4 separate regions of the Homo sapiens genome follow, and regions 1, 3 and 4 are each linked to region 2. A link is a contact called in ENCODE Hi-C data. All regions are on one chromosome and are shown on one strand. Each heading gives the region's core, a stretch centred on a gene start or an enhancer-like site at or near the end of the contact. The rest is flanking DNA. Distances are from core to core; before and after follow the strand shown.

Region 1 (5,708 bases), core at 1,032-3,531, 5.4 Mb after region 2:
AATAGAAGGGGAAAAGGCAAGGGTACAGCCCAACACAGCGCTGATTTAGAAGGTGGAAAGGACAGTAAAGACCGCCTGGTGGTGGGAGTGGCAATTCACAAGCCCAGCAGTAGAATCATGGAAAGTGGAGTTCGAACATAATCCAGGGCTATAGACCACTCCTGCATCTGACTGCTATTACCTTGTCACAAATCCTGGCAGGCAAGATGACAAAGCAGTTACATCAGGACAGTTGGCAGTGGCAGGTATGAACGTGGCCCCTCAGGCTTGTCACTCCTCTTTACTGCACTCCCAGTTCATGACACCAGACAGCAAGACATGAGCCAGATAGGGGCAGTGGAAGCTGCAGGAGGATTGAAGTCATGGAGCCAGAGATGAGAGGAAACAGGCCAACTCTGTTTACAAAGGAGCACCAGCAGGAGAGTGGTGTGAGGATTAACATTCCATGCAGGGTCTTTCAGATACATGATCTTCTTCTGCCAGCTCAACTGAAACCCAGGAGGTTTCCTGAAGGTGAAACCAAGACCCTTCTACCTCTGAAGCCGCATTCTGTCTAAGGTCCGTGTTTGGCTGTTTTGAGAGGCTGGGAGACAGGACACCAAAAGAGTACCTGTCTCACAGGATCTTTCCTGAGAGGAATGGTCTAGTAAGACTGGTCATTATGGGCTTTGGAGTAACACAGGCTTAATGCCACTGGCGACTCTGCCCCTTTTGGTTGTGGAAACTGGGCAAATGCCTCAAGCTTCTTAACCTTCATATAAAAAGCATATATAAGCATATAGCAAGTACTTGATAAATGTCATTTTAGACCCTGTCATTTCTGCTAGCCCTGGACTCCAGCAAGGTCCATTTACAATGGATAGCTGACTATCCATTGTTTGAATGTTGATAGCACATTTGTGAACAAGAAGAGAGGACAAATAACAAGAGGTTTGGAACTGGAAGAAATTCCAGCCATCGGTTTTAAAAGACGAGGACCAGTCTTCAGAGAGGCCACTAGTGACACTCTGCTCCAAACTTCTTTTTGCCAAAAAAGTGCCACCCTCCATCCAGCCCCCACCCCCATCTCTGCAAGTCCTTACTGGCGAGAGGAGGATACTTTTCTAATTAAAAACCTGTGATATATGGCCTGACAAGTATTCTTAAATGTAATTAAGGGGACCATAGTACAGAATATTTCCATCCGGTTCTAGTTTAGCCAATCTAGTAAATGATCCAAAGGGTCCCGTGCTTAGAGGGCAGTAAGACAGTAAAAACGCCCTAAGACTCCTCCCTGCACAGCACCTGCACCCCCACTGCCCAGGGGGCTGCATCCATCTCCACATGACTCACCCTCCCTGTGCAACGCATGGGGGTAGGGAGGGAAGCGCCAGTATTATCAGCCATCAGCACCCTGGGGTGAACTGATTATCAGGACAACTAAAAACACACCTAATAAAGCCTTGGAGACACATGGCAAGCACCGTGATGGACTAGAAGCGATTTCTAAGCTGAAATGCTGCTTTGAATGCAATGTCAGCTGGATGCTTGGTGAGCAGAAATAGACAAGGGGAAATGGAGCAAGCGCGGCATAGGGGTGAGTGTTGTTCTGATTCCTAAGTTTACCTAAGACTGGGGCCACGGGGTCGGGTGTCCCCTGGGACCTACGTCTCATGCAGCCTGGGGTCCAGAGCTGGCAGGAACAATGGAGATGGGGACCAAAGGCTGTCACCGCTGCTTTTTCTCGAAATGCCCGCCCGGGTCCTGTCTGGGGCTCCCGCCTACGCGCTCATCACGTGCACAGCCCAAACTTTTCAGAGCCGGCCCGAGGCCTGCGGGCCCGGGCGCCAGGGTGGTTTTTAGGGTTTTCTTTCTTTCTTATTTCCCTTCTTCTTCTCCACAGTTGATGATTTTCTGCAGAAAAACAACTGCGAAAAAGAACCTATTTCATTTCCAGTTCCCATCACCGCGATTTCCACATGGATGTGACGTGACCCCAGCTTCCGAAATGCCCAGGTGACTCACGCGGGGACACCCCGGGGCGGGGCGAGGGAGTTTCTCCGGGCGCCTGCAGGGACCGGGCGGGGCGGGGCAGCGGGGCGGGGCAGGGAAAGGGGGCGGGGCGGGGCCCGCAGGCCCGGTCGGGCGGAGGCCGCGCGCGCCCCTCGCCCCCTGCGCCCTCTGGCGGCCGGCTGGACGCACTTCGCAGCCCGACCCAGAGAGTCACGTGACTTTGGAAAGTCCCGTGGAAATCCCCGGGCCTACAACCCGCATACAACTGAAACGGGGCAAAGCAGACTGCGCAGTCTGCAGTCTTCGTGGCGGGCCAAGCGAGCTTGGAGCCCGCGGGGGCGGAGCGGTGAGAGCGGCCGCCAAGAGAGATCACACCCCCAGCCGACCCTGCCAGCGAGCGAGCCCGACCCCAGGCGTCCATGGAGCGTCGCCTCCGCCCGGTCCCTGCCCCGACCCCCGCCTGCGGCGCGCTCCTGCCTTGACCAGGACTTGGGACTTTGCGAAAGGATCGCGGGGCCCGGAGAGGTAACCGCCGCGCCTCCCGGAGAGGTAACCGCCGCGCCTCCCGGAGAGGTAACCGCCGCGCCTCCCCGTGCCGTCTGCCTCGGGCTCACCGCAGTCAAGGGCTGCGGGTGCATGTTGGGCAGCGACCCCCGGGCTGGCACCGTCTACCTGGCGTTGGTTTTGCAGCGCTCCTGGACTGGGAGTTTGTTGGACGTTTCTGTCTGGGTTTTGAAGTGCTGGGAGTTGAGGTCACTGCTGCAGAGGTTGGAGTGACAGCCCTGGATACCTCCAGCCAGCTGTTCCTTTCAGATAATGCACGGAACTTAAGCTGCAGCTGACTGGTGAAGAGGCGCCCCTCGGGCCCTCCGATCGGGTGGTCGTTGGCGCTTTGCTCCTTTCGTGTCTTTTTTGGAGCCAAGCGTTGCATGCTCATGGCCACGTAGACCTTGCAGAAGCGCTGCGGCTTTTTCCCAAATTGTGCAGGACCAGCCCGACGGGGCGTAGGGTACCGCAGTGGCCGCCAGCCCGGCGGAGGTGGGGGGCTTCAGTCCCAGAGACAGCTTCCCAGACGCTCACGGGTCCTTGCAGGGGGCTGGGGTCCTGGCGCGGGGTTCAGCTTTTCCAGTAGCAGCAGTGTAAGAGAAGTATGCATGTAGACGTGGGTCGCTGGCCCCTGCTCCAGCCCCTACCCCACGGTTAGACTGTCTTTGTCAGCTGGAGTCGTCCCACATCCTGCCACCTGGCCTCTCAGAAAAGCAGTGGCATTAAGTAAGGAAGGAGCTTAACTCTTTTTGAGCCCGCTTTGTTTTCGGTTCTCCTCGCCTCAGATCTTCTTGCCTTGGAAAGCCAGTCTGGTCAAGTGTCTCAGGGTAGCATTTTGGCAGAACCATTGTTAATTAAAGGGACTTCTGGACCGCAACCTTAATGTACCAGATTATTGAGCAGCCAATGAATGCTTCATTCTCATTGTTTAAGGTGCTGCTTTGATTTTTTTTTCAATTCTTTGTACTATTTTTGATTTTTTGGAGAGGCACATCCCCAAATTTGGATGAGGTATTTGTTGATAAATAATTCATCAATTTCCACAATGCAGACAAAAATGTCTGCCCAGAGTGGAAAAATAAAACAAGGGGGAGAAGAGTTTGAGTAACGGAGAAGTTCTGTGGAATCCTAGTGACAAAAGTTGAGAAACTACCTTTAAATAAGACAGTGAGGTAACAAATGTTAAAAAAAAAAAAGTTAAGGGTAATATTGCATTGTTTGCCACTTATAACGTATCTGAAACATTTGTTCTTTAATCTTAAGCGTAGAGTGGTCCAAGACCTGGAAATCTGGGCAGTGGGTTTTGATTTCTAAGGAGGCAGTTTTACAGGCTGTGCAAGGCTAACCCTACCAATGAGATCACACTGGCGTATCCGATATTGACATTTGCATGTCTTGCCTATGGTTTACAGCTCTCACTATTTTAGATCTTTGGTGAAAAATCTTTAGATTCAGAAGAGAAAAATAAAAGAGTCAGGCAAGCAAAAAGAGATAACACCTCATTTGTTTAAAATCTTCCTACTGCCCATCTCTTTCCATCTGATTGTGGCAGGCACTGTAGCCACAGGTTTGGTGTTGTGGGATTGCAAGGGGCAGGTATTGAAAGACCTGGCTCCTAGGCAAAACTTTGCCCCTGAATGGCTGTGGGATCTGAGCAGTACCTGTAACTCCATTGCCTTAGCTGCAGACTAAGGTGGTAGTGTAATTTCAGGGAAGGGAATAAGGTCATCTTTGACTTTTAGTCCCATCATCAAGCATGGTGATTGGCCTTCAGTAGGTGGTCAGGTAGTGCTTGTTGGGTGGATGGGTGGATGGATGGATAGATGGATGGATGGATGGATGGATGGATGGATGGATGGATGGACGGACGGACGGACGGACGGATAGATGATATTGTGAAAGAGACTTTTGCTGTGCCACAAAGGAAAGGTATATGTGTTATTTTTATCCTGCTATGATTTTGCCCAATTCCACCTGTAGAGGACGTCTGACATCAAAAGAGAGCACCATCTGATCCAGAGAATGACTCCCACTATGCCTTTCCCAGCAATCAGATTAAGAATCCCAATCTAAAACTATCACCAGAAAACTCCTCAGGAGAAACCATGGGTCATCTAGTCCAACCTCTCTCCTTTGAGTGGGCCACAAGAATTATCTCAACACCTTATCAATGGTGTTGAGAGTCTAGACCCACACAGAAGTAGCTACCCTAAAATCTAGGTTTCTTCTCCTCCCTCTTCCATAGGTTTAACATTTTTATTAACTGGAAAGTTGCCCTGGCAAATAAGATGTTGCAGGAATGGAATTAACAATCACTGTGAAATTTCCTAGGGAATGTCTTTGTGCTCTGAAAACTTCTTCATCTTCTTGGAAATTAGGAAGTGTGGCCAGACACCCTACTAAGGGCTAGTAAATCACAGCTGGCTTTTTACAGTGTTCCACACTGGAGAGATCCTACATCATGTTAATTTGCATCATCCTGCGCTGTTGGCATGGGTTGTAGATGCTGGTCTTTGCCACCTTTCCTCCTTCATTTGCCAGAGTGGCCTCCTGGTGGAAACTTCTTTCCTTGTCTACTTCTAGATTTTCATTCCTTCTACTAGTTGATTATGCTTAAAGATTTCAGGGTGAAAAGCCAGGCAGACTTGCCTCTGTGTTGGTACCTGGAGGGTGATGATAAAATTTCATTGGCAGTTGAGTTAAAATGATTGAGCTCCAATATCTGTTCTTAGAAGTATAGAATTTATTGTTCTATTATTATTTTGCGGTTTTTCATTTTTTGTTTTCGTAGAGACCTAGGTCTCACCGTGTTGCCCAGGCTAGTCTCAAACTCCTGAGCTTAAGTGATCCTCCTCCCTCGACCTCCCAAAGTGCCAGGATTAAAGGCATGAGCCACCATGCCTAGCCTATTGTTAGTCTGTTTCTTATTCTGATATGAAGTCCGGTGCGGAGGTTCTGAAGGAATGCTGACTGCTCTTAAAATTGCAAAGCATCTTGCTGGAAATGGACTTTTTTATTGATTAGAAAACATTCGGTTTTAACTCTTTATAAACATCAGAATAAACTTCATGATTAAACACTTTATAAATACTTCTCTTTGGGGCTAAAGAGGAAACACCAACCAGCAGCCTAAGTGACAGCATAAAATTGCAAGATTTTTCATAAAGTAT
Region 2 (5,711 bases), core at 785-3,284:
TTTTTTTGTCTGTTTTGTGGACTGCACTATTCTCACTGCCTGGCTACATCACAAGTGCTTAACAAACATTTGTAGAATGAATGAATGTACCCACCTCCTAAGAACACACACCCAGCGTGAGGGTAAATATTACCATTTCCAAAACATAAAATTCCAGTGCCTTCTTTCAGATACCGAAGGTCCCAGGCTTCTTGCTGCCTTGGGCCTTTGCTGGGTGCCATTTCCTATTTCTAGAAGGCTCTTCCCATGATCTCCACGTGACTGGCTCCTTCTCCCCAGCAAGGCCTCATCACATGCTAGAGAAACCTTTGTGACCACTCTGATATGAAAGTGAGAACTCACCACTGGTCACTCTTTGTCAATCTAACTTACTGCTTCACAATACTCAAAAGTCGAATTAATCACTGTTTATTATTTATCCCTACACCTCTGGAATACAAACAGGAGCTACTTCTGGAATATAAACAGGAGAGAGATGACCTTGTCATCCTGTGTAATCTACAGTGCCTGGTGCATAGTAAATGCTCAAGGAATGTGAGGGTGCTCTGTCTACATAAGTATCCTCTGCAAAAACTACATTAACTGTATTCTTTGGCCTTAGCTCTTTCATCACTGACCTTTTGTACTACTTGGTTTTAGTTCACAATACCGAGGATTGTTTTTTTCATACTTTCACACATGAAACTTGCAAATTAAATGGAATCACAGCAAACTTCACTCAGACTTACTGTGAATATTTTCTATAATTTACTTTTCAATCATCAGCACTTAAAGTTTGGGGTCATAACCAAAATAAGGATTGATTTTGTTATCAAGAGCAACATAAGTAACATATCTGAGGAAAAATTATGATGTTAATCAGTTAATATGGTATCATATTAACCTCTACAGAAACTGTGAAGTTAAGAGCATAATTCTTAACTAGTCACGAGTCTGAGGCCAACTTCTCAAAGTAGCCTATAAGGCCTGTCCACAACACAAAACACAGTTTAACACCGTTATCAGCCTCTGCCCAGGTGTGCTCAGAGAACCTGCAGAAGAAATGTCCACTTCCAACATTATTAAATAGCACAGCATTTCATAATTACTTTCTTTTCTTCCAGATTCTGGGCAAGTTTTATATATTATATATAATTATAGTCAGAATACAACGATCTGAGGTAAACAAAAATTAACGTATACAGATAAGAGCCAAACAAATGTAAGAAATTTGTGGGAAAAAACACACAGCATTTGATCAGAAATGCAACTTTTTTTCTTTGTCTGAATTTAAAGAAAGTAACTAGAAAACAAGGTGGAGGAAATACTAGAAATATTTTATGTACGTTTAAAGGTTTTTATGTAAATTAATTAAAGGTGTATACTCAAAGAATGTCAAAGTATGTTAAAGTCATCAAGCCAAATTAAAAAAACAATACTACGATCCTCTGAATAAATAAACATACACGGTTCGCCTGCTACAGCCATACATTTTTCAGTTCCTCTATATTCGGGAAGTTTAGTGTGTTTTTCAATCCGTGAGTTGAAAAGAGGAAGAGGTCATTTGGTCGTGTCTGGATTCCTGAGCTGGGCCCCAGCCGGCTCTGGCGCCCTCCCCGGGGTGCGCTCCGCCAGCCGTGCGCCTCCGGAGCTCTGCCCAGGGGACCGCGGCGGGTGCGTGGCTGGGTAGGCCCACCTGACCACAGCCGCGCGCACCCGGAATGCGGAACGCGCCGCGCCCTTGCACCCGGCCGGGGGGCGTGGGGAGCCGCAGGCGCTCCGGGAGCTGGGGCAGTCCCGCCCTTCCTAGCCTCCCGAGTGCCTGCTGCAGAGCGCAGGGCGGCGGCCACCTGACCACGCGCACAAACAAGAAGGCGCAGCAGCCGCAGGGGCACCGCGCCTCCCTGTCGCCCGGCCAGGGAGCCCCCTCCCCAGGGTCCTCTTACCTGGACCTCCACGGCTCCCTCCTACACCTCCGACCGCCGTCACCCACCTACCCCGGAGCCCTCAGCTGCAATTCTCAGCTGATGGGCGGTGGCGTGGGGACGCCCAGTGCGCATGCCCGCAGCACAACTCAGGAAGAAGGCGGGGTTCACCCCTTTTCTATTGGCCCGCGGGGCTGAGTGACAGCGGCCCTCACCGCCCCTCCGGTTCCAAGCTAAGGAATGGGGGTATCAGCAAAATTGCAAGGGAGCTGTTCTTTGAAGCCTGACGTAGAGATGGTGAACGCCTCTTAGCCTGCGTGCAAAAAAGGACAGAATGGAGGACAGTTGTCTTCTTTATCTGGTGAAGCCAGCCTTCTTGCACGCGGGTCTTCACCCCGCCCCATTAGCTCTTGCCTGTCTTGTTTGCTAACCTTTAACTGCAGTAGATCGCGTTGACAGCTCTATCGAAAAATGCAAAGGCGAGTACACAATCCTAGCAGGAACAATGAAGGAATAAGTGAAGAGTCATCTCTGGGTGCTCACTTGTAAACAAGTTTTCCTAGTACATACAAGTCATTCTAAGCATTCCTGAAAAGCAGGGCGTAGTTTTCACAGGGTTTAAAACAAGCAGAGACAGTTCCAATGATAAATATGCAAATATATTGTAATTGTTAGATGAAAAGCATCAATTGCTACAAATGAAAGAAAGCCCTCTCCAAATTAATTAGAAGATAGATTGGCTTAGCCTTTGCCTATATTAAGGCAACACTATTTTCTAAAATGATTACCCGGATAGGTGATATCAAAAGTCCAGACGCACTTAGGTGGAAAAAAACAAAACCCAGGATAGAATTCTGATTGGAACTCACCAACACTAAGTGTGGAATGTTGTCTGCTTAAGAGAGATGGACAGAGAAAGAATAACCCTGAAAACGAGTAACCCACAAGATAGGAAATAAACCAGGAAAAGGTAAACTAGAGAATGAAGGAAAAAAGGAGGGAATTGTCCATGATGTCACCTGTTACACAAAGTTCAAGTAAATAAAGAACTGAAAGTAGTGCATTGTACTTGAGAATTAGGAAGTGGCTGGTGAACGTAGGAAGAAACATTTCAATCATTGAAGGAACACATGAAAGGATCTTACATCCATGTGAGGTTTAGTGCACTTTCCAAATACCCATTCATATTACCTTTGATAGAACTCTGGGCTCCGGGGAGGGAAGGTACAATGCACTACAGAAGAACCTGAGATTAAGTGGCCTCTTCAAGTTACCCTGATAGTTACTGACTATGCTGGGCCCAAAACTTAGCTGTCTGAGCCCTCATCTTGGGCTCATTCCAATTCCTTGTTTTAAAATATGTTATGAGTGGATTCCTTCCAGGTCTTTTGAAAACTTAGAATAAGATTTCATCCTTTGGTATTCAAATGGGAAAAAAAAGAATTATAGTCTAGACAAACTTGCAAAATTTAGAAGTATTAAGATAAATGAATTACTAAGAGTTCCTGACACAGTATTCCATCTGTGAATCTGGCTGCTACCAAGTTAAATTCAGCCAGGTGTCTTGAAAGTGGTAGGGCTTTAAAAGTCTCCTAATTTGATGAGTGATAATGTCACATCTCCCAAAATAAATCATTTCCATGTGCAGAAGTTACCTATGACTGAAAGCTTGTAATTTGGATTTTCAGAAATAGTAATTTGCGAGATTTGGGCCTTCTTGGAGAGATTTTGAAGGAAACCAGAAGTTGTTGAGTGGGGAATGTTATCTGCACACTTGTGGTGTCCTTATTAATATAAATACCATAAATACCTCCTATGTAACATCTCTCATGTAGGATGGAGAACTGTCCACTGCTGTATCTCCAGTGTCTGGGATAGCAATTCCAGGGAATAGAAGGAGATAATTGCTGGTTCATTTAATAGTTACTGAACTAAAAATATTTTTTACATGACCACTATGTGATCTTCTGGGAAAGCCAAAGAAGTAAAAGACGCATAAAGGTAAATAGAGCAAACAGGGACTTATTGGTAAGTGAGAAGGACAAGTTGACTTATGAAGGTTTGTTTTTATTTATAATACAGTGGGAAAACCACAACTGGTTTAAAAAATCTATGCTAGATTAAAAGGAAGCTTAAATTAATACTTAATAAACAAGAGTTAGTTCAGTTGTGCCTTATTGTTAAGCACCTTCCATGTCTCTCTACAGTCTACTTGTTTTCTGTTTAAGATCACACAAGTGCCTAGTCATATATCAAGCACAGAATTGATTTTGCCCTAGCTTTTGAACATGGAGGTAATAAACAGATATCCCGTGGAAATCTTACATGGGCCATTATAGCATGATGACCGGTATATTTGTTTCTAATTTTACCTCCTGATGACTGGTATTTTCGTTTCTAATTTTACCTCCTAAGTGTTGTTCATATGTGCCCTCTTCTCTCTGTCCCTCACGGTTGACATCCTGATCCACTGCAATAGCCTCCTTGTTGGATCTTCTATCTCCAGGTCTTCTCAACTTTATTATTGTCAAAGCCACCACTGAATATTTGAAGCTCTAATCTGAGAACTTTGCTCCAGGCTTCATGCCATTTCCATGATTGCAGCATTCCCTGAACTGTATTTCTTAAGAAAAAAAACCAAAATAATTAGATTGGGGAGAGCTGGGGAATTGTGTGGGTTGAAATAAGGAATCAGGGAATTGGTCTACAAAGAAATGTTTGGGAAACATATTATATTGCATTCTTGAAGATTCACAGAGCATATTTGTAAATTAAAGACGCTGAGAAGTGGTTCAGGAAAGAAACAAGTAAAAATTTCTTTTACCCAGTATTTTATGAGTGTATTTGATGGTGGAACTTGCCTGTAAAACTTTTAAATATGCATAATGGAAAACACTGCTCTCAAAATCAAGTCCAAGCCCCCTGCATATACACAGGGTGACCATATATTTAGTTTGCTAGGACAGCCCTAGTTTATGCTTGTTGTCCTGGCCGCCTGTCTTCTGAGCATGCCCTTTCATTCTCAAACGTGCTTCAGTTCAGATGATGCATCATATGGTCCCTATACATATAAGGACCACATGGTCTGATCCTGCCTTTCCAAGCATCAAAATTTATGCTTGGAATATGTTGGCTTAAATAACTCCTCTTTCTCTGTCTGCTCTCCCCTCCATCCCAGCAGCTAGCTCCCCAGTCACAAACCAGGGGTTTTCTTATTTCTGTGCTTCGCTCACGTAGTTCCCATTAGCTAGAAAACATTTTTTCTTCTCCCCCATGTTTTAAACGATTCTTTATTTTGGAATAATTTTAGATTTATAGAAGAGCTGCAAAGATAGTACAGCACTCCTGTATATACCTCACCCAGGTTCCCCTAATGTTTCCTTAATGTTAACATCTTACATAACCATGGTCCACTTGTCAAAACTAAGAAATCAGCATTGGTATAGCAGTACCAACTAAATTAGCTTGTATTCTCCCTGCTCCAGCTCTAGAATCAGTCATTTTACTATTAAGCACTTCTTCTTTTTATTGGAAAAAGCTATTTAGAAATCAAAGGCCAGGACCACCAGGCACAGTAGCATGGCTCACACCTGTAAACCCAGCACTTTGGAAGGCGAAGGCAGGCAGATCATTTGAGCCCAGAAGTTCGAGGCCAGCCTAGGCAATGGGGCAAAACCCTGTTGTGATGGTTAATACTGAGTGTCAACTTGATTGGATTGAAGGATGCAAAGTATTGATCTTGGGTGTGTCTGTGAAGATGTCGCCAACAGAGATTAACATTTGAGTCAGTGGGCTGGAGAACACAGG
Region 3 (6,033 bases), core at 1-2,500, 5.2 Mb before region 2:
GTTTCAATGCCATGCTTCTTCACAGGCTGGCTTCCCTTCCTGGAATGTTAATCATTGCAGGAATCCCAGCTGATTATACAGTCGCCTTTCAGGCCAGAACCCAATAAAAAATCAAGAAAGGATCGCCCGTTCTATTACTGCGCTGCTCCCTCCCCTCGTAGATTTCACAAATATACTTCTCACCACAAGCTTGTCTGTTCCAAGAGAATGCTAGCTCTTCTAAAGAAGGAGCCCTTTGTTTTCCTTGCCCTTGTCCAGTTCCTCTGCATACCTCTAGCACCTAGAGCAACAACTGCTATACAGGAGCCCAGATGTGGAACAGAGCAAAGAACTGAGTGTTGATTTAATGTTGCCTGAAGTCCTTAACAGCACCTTCAACCTAAACTTAACTGTGTTTTTAATCCCCTACACGTGTAATCCCTGTATGTGTGCGCAGCGTTAAAAGGATTATTGTAGCTCAAAAATTCTCCAATGAAAGAACCTCTACCAGAAAGGAGTTGCTCATCTTTCGTTCTTGAAAAGTTGGCTGCACGATACAAGTAAGAAAAGTTTTAGTTAGGCAAGACAACTTATACATAAAAGACAATTATAGGGAACATTACCTAACTTAGCACAGGGCCTCGAATGTATTCCGAAATTAAATCAGCATGTAGAAAGCAAGCCTCCTCATGCTTTTTAAAGTGTAATCTCGCGACCTCGCGGCGCGCTCTGGGAAGACCGATTCATCTCTTCCCCTCGCCCTCTTTCCCCGGCCGGCGCACAGCCGGCCCGTGGCGCTCGGCACCGCGTCTCCACGTCCAGCGCGGGGCAGGCCTGCGCGGCGCTTGCAAGGGACAAGCCGCGGAGCCGGGGAGGCTCGCCGTCTGGGACACGTTTGGAGAAGCGAGCGGTACAGTCCATTCCACGGCGACATTTTAGGATTCTCCCACTGACAACACTAAACTGAAGCGCTAAGACCAACCCTTACGACCACTTACCGTCGCAGGCCACGGTGGTGACTTCCTTTTCCGCTCCCCTACACACGCTTTTCCGTTTTGCGTGCCTTTGTTTCCGCTCCCCCCGGGACCATCGTGCGCCCCTGTCCTCCGTTCTTGTAGGTCCTCTCCTCTTCTCCGCGTCTTCTCTTTTACTATCCCACGCTCTCCTTTCCTTTCTCCGGGAACTTTATCCCGTTCCCCTGCCGGTTCCCGTGACCCCGGAAATCCCGCTCCTGCCGCGAGGCGCCCTCCGCTTCGCGCTCCCTCGTGTCACGAGGGAGCCAGGGTGGGCGGTCTCCTATTGTACTTGGCTTTTGAATTTTCGCTTTTGCAGCACAAAGGTAGGGCTGGGAAAGGAGGCTGCCGAACCGTGCTTGTTTTCGCTCAGATAAACGTGAGAAAAAGTGGAGGTGAGGAAGCCAGTGTAGGCAAATAGCGAGAGGGGAGAAGACAGAAAGGTACCGAAGGTCGACCTTTTTTAGGTATCTTATCCAAGTTATTGAGGGGAATGGGTATTTAGCCAGTTTTTTGTTTGTTTGTTTTTATCCGAATATCCAGTGTGTGTCTTGAATGTGTGAATGTGACGTGTTTATAAAGCTCAGTAAGCTTAAAATTCCGTGCCAATACATTTTGTATGCCGCAGACAGGAAGTGCTTTGGAAGACCCTTGAAAGGGGAGGTGATTTTACACCAATATTGAGATCATTTTGTCAGAGTCGTGGGACTAAAGGTAGACCTTAGGTAGTCGATGTCAAAGATAAGCGCAGCTGGACGTTAAAGCGGTGAAAACATTCAGTTAACTACTGACAGGAAAGAGCTGAGCTCTATTTCGATTCGTGCAGAGATCATCTGGGCATTTTTAAAGGGACGTTTTAAAAGGAGAAAGGGGATATGCGGGCGCTCAGTAGAGAAAGTGAACCTACAGAGTTGTTAGTGTAAATGTGATTAGGCCAGCTGTGTGTTTGTGTGTGCGCGCGTTTTAACAGTTACCGCAGGATTCTATCCTCCTACGGAGGATTTTATCCTTCTCGATTACATTTCAAAGGAATGACTCTCTGGTCCTTGAGAGAGAACTTCTGAGTGGCAAGAAATAAGTCTTTACAATTGCAAGCCCTTTAGTAAACGTTCTAAGAAAGGGATGTCAGAGACCTATCATCAGTTGTGTGCTGGTTACATCACGTAGTTAAGCTTTCTGAGGCAGTCGCCCTGGGCACAGGGCCTTATGCTGCTAAAGCTTGCTAGAGTTTGGTCAAGTCTCTGAACGCAGGGGTTTAGATGGGATGGTCATGTTCCTGGAGTTCTGCAGTGGTCATAGGTATGATTTGAATAAGTACAGGGAATATTCTAGTCGGAGGAACAGAATGTGCCAACGCGCCGAACAGGGAGGATAGTTTTACGATACGGAGATGTGTATGATAGGGAATAAGTGGGAGCCCAGTTTGGACTAATTGGAAGAAGTCATTATTAGAAGTACTGTATTTAATTCTAGTTTGTTATAAAATGAGACTCCAAGATCACTGAGCCATTTCACTGAGACTCCAAGATCACCCCAATGCTAGGCTAATCTCCATGGCGCCTAGATCTATGCCCACTCCATTCCCCATGTTGGTCCCCATAGTTTCAGGCACCAGGCTCCAACACCAGGTTGGGCCCTACAGCCCCAGTCTCCAGGTTGGCACCAGTGGATATAGGCTTTAGGTCCACTGACTGCTGGTCCCTACAGCCCCAGGTTCCAGTGAACCCAGGTTCCAGGCCTGCTCCAACAAACCCAAGGTCCAGGTCTACCCCAGTAGACCCTGGCACCAGAACTACCCCAGAGGGCCTAGCCTACAGGCTACCACCCACAAACCCAGCCTCCATGATGGCCTCTGAAGAATCAGGCTTTAGGTCTTCCCCAGCACCAGACTAGACTGCTAGACTGATGTTCCACTTTTGTCCCCATGGACCCAGGCACCAGGCCCATCTGAGAGGTTTCTTCAGTTTTATTTTTCAGTAATAACTTTCATTCTTCTTTCTCAGTGATAACTGTAGTACTCAGTGGGCTTTCTATTTCTGGCTCCCATTTTCCATCTTTCTTTTTAACACTTTGGGAAAATATCCAAGTTAAACTCTATATAGTGGGGTAGGTGGACAATGAAAGATAAGTAAATACATAATATGTATAATCAACGGAGTGAAAAGACAGCCTGCAGAATGGGAGAAAATATTTGCAAACTATATATCTGACAAAGGGTTAATATCCAGAGTATATGAAGAAGTCAACTCAATAGCCAAAAAAAAAAAAAAAAAAATCCAATTTAAAAATGAGCAAAAGGCCTGAATGGACATTTCTCAAAAGAAAACATGATGATGACTAACAAATATATGAAAAAATGCTCAGCCAGGCACAGTGACTCACACCTGTAATCCCACACCTTGGGAGGCCAAGCAGGTGGATTGCTTGAGCCCAGAAGTTCAAGACCAGCCATGGGCAACATGGCAGAACCCTGTCTCTACAAAAAATCACAATTGGCTGGGCAATGTGGCATACACCTATAGTCCTAGCTACTCAGGAGCCTGAGGTGGGAGGATCACTGGAGCCCAGGAGCTTGAGGCTGCAGTGAGCCATGATCACACCACTGCATTCCAGCCAGGGTGACAGAGCAAGACTCTCAAAAACAAATACATACATTTTTAAAAAATTAAAAATAAATAAAAATAATCATAGGGGAAATGCAAATCAAAACCACAATGAGATATCACCTCATACCTGTTAGAATGGCTATTATCAAAAAGACAAAAAATAACATGCCCATGCATATGTGGAGAGAAATACTTATACACTGTTGGTAAGAATGTAAATTACTGGCCAGATGCAGTGGCTCACGCCTGTAATCCCAGCACTTTGGGAGGCTGAGGTGGGCGGATCCCGAGGTCAGGAGGTCAAGACCATCCTGGCCCACATGCTGAAACCCCTTATCTACTAAAAATACAAAAAAATTAGCCAGGCATGGCAGCACATGCCTGTAGTCCCAGCTAAACCTGGGAGGCAGAGGCTGCAGTGAGCCGAGATCACACCACTGCACTCCAGCCTGGGTGACACAGCGAGACTCCGTCTCAAAAAAATAATAAATAAACAAAAGAATTTGAATTACTCTAGCCATTATAGAAAACAGTATAGAGGTTCCTCAAAAAATTAAAAACAAAACTGCCATATGATCCCACAATCCCACGCCTGGGTATATATCTGAAGGAAGTAAAATCAGTATGTTGCAGAGATATCTGCACTCTCATGTTTATTGCAGCACTGTTCATAAGAGCCGAGATATGGAATCAACCTAAGTGTCCATCAGTGGATGAGCGGATAAAGAAAATGTGGTATATACATACAATGGAATACTATTCAGCCATTAAAAGGAATGAAATCCTGTCATTTGTGGCAACATAGATGGACCTGGAGAACATTAAGTGAAATAAGCCAGGCACAGAAAGACAAATATCACATGATCTCATGCAGGTGTAGAATCCAAAGAAGTTGATCTCATAGAAGTGGGAAATAAAATGGTGGTTATCAGAGGCTGAGAAGAGATTAATCAGTGGGTACAAAGTTACAGTTAGGAGGAATAAATTCTGGCGGTCTATTGCACAGTAGGATGACTGTGGTTAACAACATTGTTTCAAAATGGCTAGAAAAGATTTTGGTTGTTCTCACTACAAAGAAATGGTAAATACATGAGGTGATGGTTTTGCTAAATAACATTAAAATATCACCATATCCCATAAATAAGTAAAATTGTTATGTGTCAAAAATGAAACAAAAATATATAATGTTGGGGGGTATTAAGTGCTATGATGACAAGTAAAGCAAGTTTGGCATAATTTTGGGAGTTGGCATATTAGGTTAAGGTAAAGCCAGTTACTTTTGTTATGTTTATGAATTCCTAGGCCTCTTGACAAACACTGAGGTTCTCAAACATTGGCAAACACAAGTCACATTAGGTAAACATACAAATTCTTGGCCTTAGTTCCATATATTTTATTCTGAACAAATAGCCCTTAAGTCAAAATTGAGAAACAATGATTAGTAATAAGTTTTTACACTTCAAGTATTTCCTCATTCTGAACAAAGGATGTCGACATGTATTTACACACTTGAATGTTTCAACACTACCGTGTGATGTGATTTTACTTTTTTTTTTTTATATATTTCAGCTTTGAGTATCATGTATTCTATTTTCAATCTGTTGTTTGTGGCCTAGACTCAATGCAATAAGTTTTTAAGGGGTTTTCTCTCTGAAGCACAAAATACCTTTTTACTCTAAAAAGCGGGGATGGGAAGAAGATAAACCAGACTCAGATATTATGATTTTCTTCACTTGTCCCTGGTATGAGTTTTATGAAAACATTTGTAACCCAATCACAGCTATCTTTCCCCTGAAACAACACGTGCTTTAGACTGAATTGGTTATAGTTCTAGGTATGAGAAAGAAATATCAAAATGTTATACCACAATGTATATCATTTATTGTTGCATTATATTCTATCATGATAATTTTTATTAATGTAAGCTTATTGAGTTCAAATGCCTTGTTAGCCTTATTTTTCCTCCTTCCCATCCTTTCTTTTTTTCCTCCTCGGTTCTTTCCTCTCTTTATTTCTTTTGAGAATGTAGTTAAATTTTTTTCTTAAAAAATGCCATAGAAAAAAATACTAGAATGAATATCTCATGCTGTTAATAGTTATCAGTAGTAACTTGGGGGAATGTAGTGTTTGTTTTGTTAGTTAAATATACTTGGTTTTCAGATTTCTCAAAATGAATGAGAACACTTAATAACATGGTAAAATGTTGAAACTATAGTATTACTTTCAAAAAGGCTATCTAGAATGGAAGAAGGGTGATGTCAGAAAGATGGCAGTATAGCACTTCCCAGTACTTGTCCCTTCACAGAAACATCTATTTGAACCACTATCCTTTTTTTTTTTTGAGACAGAGTCTTGCTCTTGTTGCCCAGGCTGGAGTGCAATGGCGCAATCTTGGCTCACTGCAACCTCCGCCTCCTGGGTTCAAGCAACTCTGC
Region 4 (5,887 bases), core at 811-3,310, 6.6 Mb before region 2:
TCATTAGAAAATTGTTAAATGTCTACCTCCATGCAAAGCACTGTGTTGCAGGATTATTTAGGAATCAGAAAGACCGAGGGGTTGAGGAGGATTTATTATTTAGGTGCACCGGCACAGTCAGATTAACATCCGCTGAGCCCCGAACAAAGGGTCAGGTTACCTTTTAAGCATTTCGTGGGCAGGGGGCAGTTGGGGGGAGATCTGTGCAGGGGGAAGCATATTACAGAAGTAAGAAAAATGACAGTTATTTAATTGAGATATGCATTACATAATTTCTTACTTTTCAAGGAAAAACATATTTTATGACTTGAGTTTATCTGTCTAGTGACTTTGCAGCTGCACAGCTAGAGAAACAGGGTCTTCACAATGCCTGGGAAAGGGAGAGATAAGGCTCACTAGCCACAGATAGAAAAACAGGCAGTTAATTTTTAAAGGACTCTACCTCTTTCTCCTCCTCAGGGGGAACTGGGTTTTCTTACATACAACTGAGTTTTTGCTTACATATTCTTTAATTCCTGTTCCAACTGTACTAGGCATTATGGAAGATTCACACACCCAATCTTGTTGCCAAGAAACATAATTCCTAGCAGGATAAATAAGTACATAAATAGCTATAAGATACAAAGAGACAAATCCTACAAGAGAAATATTGAAAACCTGTTATATGAATTTGCAAGAGGATGTGCTTATGTCAGTTTGGCTAAAGAAAATTTCATGAAGGAGGTAGCATTGGAGGGGTGGCTTGGAAGGTAGAATTTGGAGTGAAGAGATGGAAACAAGAATATTTGAGAGAGAACTGTGTGAATAAAAGCAGTGATGTGAAGGTGTAGTACAGGCATGGAAATTGTGAATACTAAAATTTGGCAAAACTCTAATGTATTGATTCTGAACTCTGCTTTGGGGTGCTGAAAGGCAGTGAAGCTATTGTAGTGGTTCCCCAAACTACGGGCCAACTACAAAAAGGAATGAAAAATGTCTTGAATGTATATGTACAACAATTCAAAACACATACAACCACTTTTTATTACAACATAAATCCATTAAAAATCATTACTGAATTCCCAATTTGTTATGTATTTTCTAAATCAGCAAATACCAAGGGTGTAACTACTATAGTGAGCTAGTCCAACAAATTTTTTGGTGTTAAAAAAGGAGTGCTGTATGTCAAAAAGGTTGGTGGGTTTTGGAGTTAGACAAACCTTGATCTTAAACTCTGTCACTATTAATTAGTTGTGTGGGACTGGGCAACTCTGAGTTTGGTCCTTCATCTCTAGAGCGGTGGTTATAAAACCAACCTTGCGTTTTTTGACAATTAGAGAAATATATGGCATGTTTTAGATGCTCAGCAAGTGGGAAGTATCACAAAACGAAAAGCTGAGGTCAAATCAGAGTCCACCTTGAACACCAAGCTAAGGAACTGGTACTTTTTCTTTGAGCACATAGTTACAGAAGGTTTTGTCTGAGTGACAGGAAAATCAATAAGTAAGTTAGAAGGTGATTGCGTTGGTCTAGGTGAGGCATTATGAGGCACTGGCATTGAATTTCTGGGATATTTCAGAGTATTGACTATAGGACTCCACATCTACTTGTATATGAGGAATGTGAGATTAAAAAAAAGGTCGCTAGTTTGATCTAACTGTGCTGTTAACAACAATAAAAAGTCAACAGAGATGTAAAGGTCAGTTTTGGACATTTTGAGTTTAAACTCCTACAATTATCGTGGCTGAAAAAGCAGCAAACATGATGTCTGTTGAAAACAAGGCTTTAGGAATTTTGCTCATTCTTTAAAAACCTACGAATTTTAAAAATCAAACTTTAAAAAACTTTTTGTTTTTTTTTTTAAAAAAACGGCAGCGTAATACAATATTTGGACACGCTATACTATGGGCTTTGAAGAACGCCTGTCCAGAACACCCAACAAGCTCCATTATGTCAAACGCTCCCGCGCCTCTGTGATGTCACCACGACGCGCTGGGCGCTCTGCGACTTGGCAGACGTCGTGCGTCATTACCAACGAGGCGCAGGGGTCAGGACGACTCTCGGCAGCGCCATTGCGCGCCCTCTAGTGGCAGCCGGTTTTGAGGCCGGCCTCCGGCTTTGAAGTTCCTCACCGCGTCTCCTTCCCTCTCCCCAAAGCCTGGATCACCGCCCAGCGTCAGGCGAGGGGCGACGTCTCGAGGTAAAACGGAGGAGGTGCGGGACGCGGAGACTGCGCGGGCCCGGTAGCCCTGGAGAGGCCGAGGCTCTAGGCCGCGAGGGGCGGGTGCAATGGCGGAGGAACAGGTGAACCGCAGCGCCGGCCTGGCCCCCGACTGTGAGGCCTCGGCGACTGCAGAAACTACGGTTTCCTCAGTGGGGACCTGTGAAGCCGCTGGCAAGTCACCAGAGCCCAAGGACTACGACAGCACCTGCGTGTTCTGCCGGATCGCGGGGCGGCAGGACCCGGGCACCGAACTCCTGCACTGCGAGGTGGGCGGCGACGCGCGGCCGGGGGTGGGTGAGGACCTGGCCGCCCCTCGGAGCTCCGGCAGGGAGGCCTCGCCGTTGTGGAGCGGGTGCAGAGGATCCCGATCGCTACTCAGCTCGCAGAGGCAGGGCCGCTCTGTGTGGATGGGGCTCGGGGAAGCTGGGGATACGCCCACTACGGGCCTTTCTGCAGGGTCCGGGTGCTGATGACAGACTCACTCCTAGGGGACTGACAGGCAGTGGCTCCAGCGGTATCTTTGCTGTTCCCAGGGGCAAAGAGTGAATGACAGGGCCGAATGCTTTGGCCTATGTTTGCAGGTACCCAGGTAGTTGGTACAAATAACATTTTGTGGCCTCTGCTTTTATTACAAGGATTCTTCTCCACCTTCAAGATACTGATTTTAAATCCTGCACACTCTAATACCGATACTGATGAGAAAACTAGTAGAAAATAGGTAATGATAATTGTGGAAAGCTGTTTGTTAGATTGGCAGAAAATAGGCTGGAGGGAGTGGGTCTGAGGTCAAACTATTATTGAATTGCCTCTGAATTCCACTGTCAGTTGGGATGCGTGGACATTTTCAGAGCATGAAGACTTTGCCCAGATATTTTTAAACGGATAATCTGGCACACACTTTATTCTGTTGGTTTTACTTGTCCATATAGAAACAACTTTTTGAGAGAATTAGCTCCAAAGATTGTGTCTTTTGTAGTAAACATTCCTTTATTTTTTAAAAAATAAATATAATTCCTTCTAAGCACCTTGTTTTGGAGGTTTTTGAGCAAGATAAGGGACAGTCTGTGTCCCGATTTTACAATCTAAAGGGCGGAATGTATACAGAGGAGGTAGCCAGTTACAATGCCTCGTGCTGTGGTCAGGTGATTTTACAGTATTTTGTAAGCTTGTGGGAGGAGCATCTAACCCAGCTCTGAAGAATTAGGGAAGGCTTTCCAGAGGAAATGAGACATGAAGAAATAAGTAGGAGTTGATCAGATGAGGAAATGGAGAGAATAATGTCCCAGGTTGAGAGACCCCCCGAGAGGTTCAGTTTGTGTGATAGAAAAACTAACAGAAATTGTCTAACTAGTGCATAGAGTTTGAGAGGATGAAAGGCGAGGCTGGAGAGGTAAACAAGGGACCAGATTATTAAGTGTGTTGGAAGTCATGTGAAGGAATTTGTCTTTATCTGAAGAGCAAAGTGAAACTTCACAATGTTTAATGGTGGGTTGGGAGGAAGATGTTGCGGAGTTATAGGAAGGGGGTTGATCTTTGAAAGGTCATTCTGGCATCATTGTGGAGAATGATTTGGAGGAGACCAGTCTGGAGGTATGGAGACCCGTTAGAAGGCTAGTAGATTAATCTACCCTGATGATGGCCTGAAATGAGAATGTGGTAGAGGAGATTATGAAAAGTATATCAATTTAAGGGATACAGTATTCAGGAGGTAAAACAGGGAGGACTTGATGGATACAGGTCAGTGATTCTCAACTGGGGGCAATTTTGCCCTCCCAGGGTACATTTTGCAATGTATTGAGATACTTTTGATTGTAACAACTTCTGGCACTTCTAGGGGTTGCTTCTGGGACCTAAATAATGGATAAAAGCCAGGGTTGCTATTAACATGGTACAGTGCACAGGACAGCACCCCCACCACCCCATCAACACACACACATAAAACAGGCTTATCCAGCCCTCAAAATGTCAGAAGTGCCAAGGTTTAGAAACCCTGATTTAGATATAAGAGGATAAGGAAATGAAAGAGGGTGAAGTCAAAGATGATTTCCAGGTTTCTGGCTAGGGTAAACTAGTAGTGGTGGTACCATTTCATTAAGCTCGGGAACACAGGAGGAGAAAAGATGGCCAGGGGAGTGGTGGGAGGTAGCAAAGCGATGAGTTGAGCTATGGAGTTGTGGAGTTTGAGGTGAGTTTGAGGCATCTAAGTAGAGATGTCTTTTAAATGGTTGGATAGTCTAGCACTCTGTAGAGGGATCTGTATCTCTAACCCAGATTACAGGAACTGTCGGTTTATAGATGGAAACTGAAAAAGAAGGGAAGCGATGAGATCACCCATGAGGTAAAAAGTGAAGGGGAGGCCTACACAGAACTCTGAAGAACACTAACATCATAAGGGACAGACAGAGGAAGAGGACCTGGAAAGGGAATAGAGAAGGAACAGAGAAATAGAAGGAACGCTGGAAAGGCTAAGAGAAGGGAGTATGTCAAAAAGAAAGGAATTGCCAGCAATGTCAGCAGCAATATTAGCCTGCCTTCATCCTCAAATCTGGGTTAGATGACCCTTGTATGTCCTTGCAGAGTCAGAGCAGGACTGGTTGTGTCCCCAAAGTGATGTTCATTGACCTTGAGGAGAGCAATTTCATGAAGTGGTGAAGCAAAAGGCAGATAGCAGTTGATTGAGAAGAACTTGGGAAAGGAAGGAGTGAAGACAGCAAATACAGACAACTCTCACAGGAATTTGGCAATCCAGGGGAGGAGGGAAAGGTAGTGGTAGCTACAGGAGAAGTTGGGGATTAAGAGAAAGCTTTTAAAACAGTGAAACCTTTTGTGTGTTCAAATCCCAGTGGGAAGATGCCTATAGAGAGAGGTTTAAAATGGCCCGGCGGGTAGAATGTTGACCCTGGGAAAGAGGAAACTCATTCCTCACTCTCTGTGTGCCAGGCACTGTTGGAGGCATGGGGATACAGCCGTAAACAAAACATGCAAAACTCCTTGCCCTTGTGGAGCTCACATTGTCGTTGCAGAAAAGGATAATAAGCAAAACAATAAGTAAAATTTATAGTTTATTAGATGGCAGAAAATAAAGAGGAAGGGGATGCAGTTTTAAAATTTTAGTCAGGAAAATCTGCACTAAGCAGGTGACATTTGGGTTAAGCCTTGAAAAAGGAGAAGGAGCAATTATATGGTTATATGGTTATTTACAAGTAAAAGGTTTGAAGTAGCTCCTGTGAAGGCTAGGAGAGAGAATTAGGGAAACAAGGATTGTTGTACAGCGGGTCACGTGAGGTTGAGGACATTCAATTTCAGGTCATACCAGTCTGCTTAGTTGTGTGATTTTCTTCCCACTTTCCAGCAGCAGCCAAAGGCTGAGATTACACAAGGTAGGCAGTTGTATTGACCCAGGGTTGGGATTTTGCCATGTGGTTGTTATAGAAGTGTAGTGAGACACAGTTAAGAAGTTATGGAGCCGGGCGCAGTGGCAAACGCCTGTAATCCCAGCACTTTGGGAGGCTGAGGCAGGCGGATCACGAGGTCAGGAGTTCGAGACCAGCCTGGCCAATATGGTGAAACCCCATCTCTCCTAAAAATACAAAAATTAGCTGGGTGTGGTGGCAGGCACCTGTAATCCCAGCTACTTGGGAGGCAGAGGGAGGAGAACTGCTTGAATCCAGGAGGTGGAGGTTG

Evidence for each region. A loop is a pair of places that touch in the nucleus more often than their neighbours do. Pooled maps may share reads with other maps.
Region 1: a map of B cell shows a loop between it and region 2 (11-fold over the local background). The contact joins the promoter of TNFAIP3 here to the promoter of STX7 in region 2. A Hi-C loop is called at or near these places in 1 of 168 maps with a recorded cell type or tissue (B cell) and 1 of 37 single-sample maps with no recorded cell type.
Region 3: a loop to region 2 is called in a pooled map, with 6 times the contacts of the local background. The contact joins the promoter of ECHDC1 here to the promoter of STX7 in region 2. A Hi-C loop is called at or near these places in 8 of 50 pooled maps.
Region 4: a loop to region 2 is called in a pooled map, with 7 times the contacts of the local background. The contact joins the promoter of HINT3 here to the promoter of STX7 in region 2. A Hi-C loop is called at or near these places in 3 of 50 pooled maps.

What each region holds. Positions count from the first base shown.
Region 1 is chr6:137,864,978-137,870,685 of GRCh38, forward strand. It overlaps TNFAIP3 (TNF alpha induced protein 3), which reads left to right and starts at 2,282. Exons shown (of 9, transcript NM_001270508.2): 1 at 2,282-2,565. WAKMAR2 (wound and keratinocyte migration associated lncRNA 2) reads right to left here and starts at 3,256. Exons shown (of 4, transcript NR_049793.1): 1 at 2,665-3,256; 2 at 1,606-1,907; 3 at 182-343. RefSeq lists an enhancer at 1,819-1,958 and silencers at 2,039-2,178, 2,419-2,588, 2,729-2,828.
Region 2 is chr6:132,511,082-132,516,792 of GRCh38, forward strand. It overlaps STX7 (syntaxin 7), which reads right to left and starts at 2,035. Exons shown (of 10, transcript NM_003569.3): 1 at 1,926-2,035. RefSeq lists enhancers at 1,283-1,784, 2,142-2,341 and a silencer at 1,502-1,991.
Region 3 is chr6:127,342,359-127,348,391 of GRCh38, forward strand. It overlaps ECHDC1 (ethylmalonyl-CoA decarboxylase 1), which reads right to left and starts at 1,251. Exons shown (of 6, transcript NM_001002030.2): 1 at 978-1,251. RefSeq lists enhancers at 536-1,409, 2,284-3,157.
Region 4 is chr6:125,954,710-125,960,596 of GRCh38, forward strand. HINT3 (histidine triad nucleotide binding protein 3) reads left to right here and starts at 2,061. Exons shown (of 5, transcript NM_138571.5): 1 at 2,061-2,469. The coding sequence starts at 2,269. RefSeq lists enhancers at 2,074-2,173, 3,234-3,283 and a silencer at 2,344-2,563.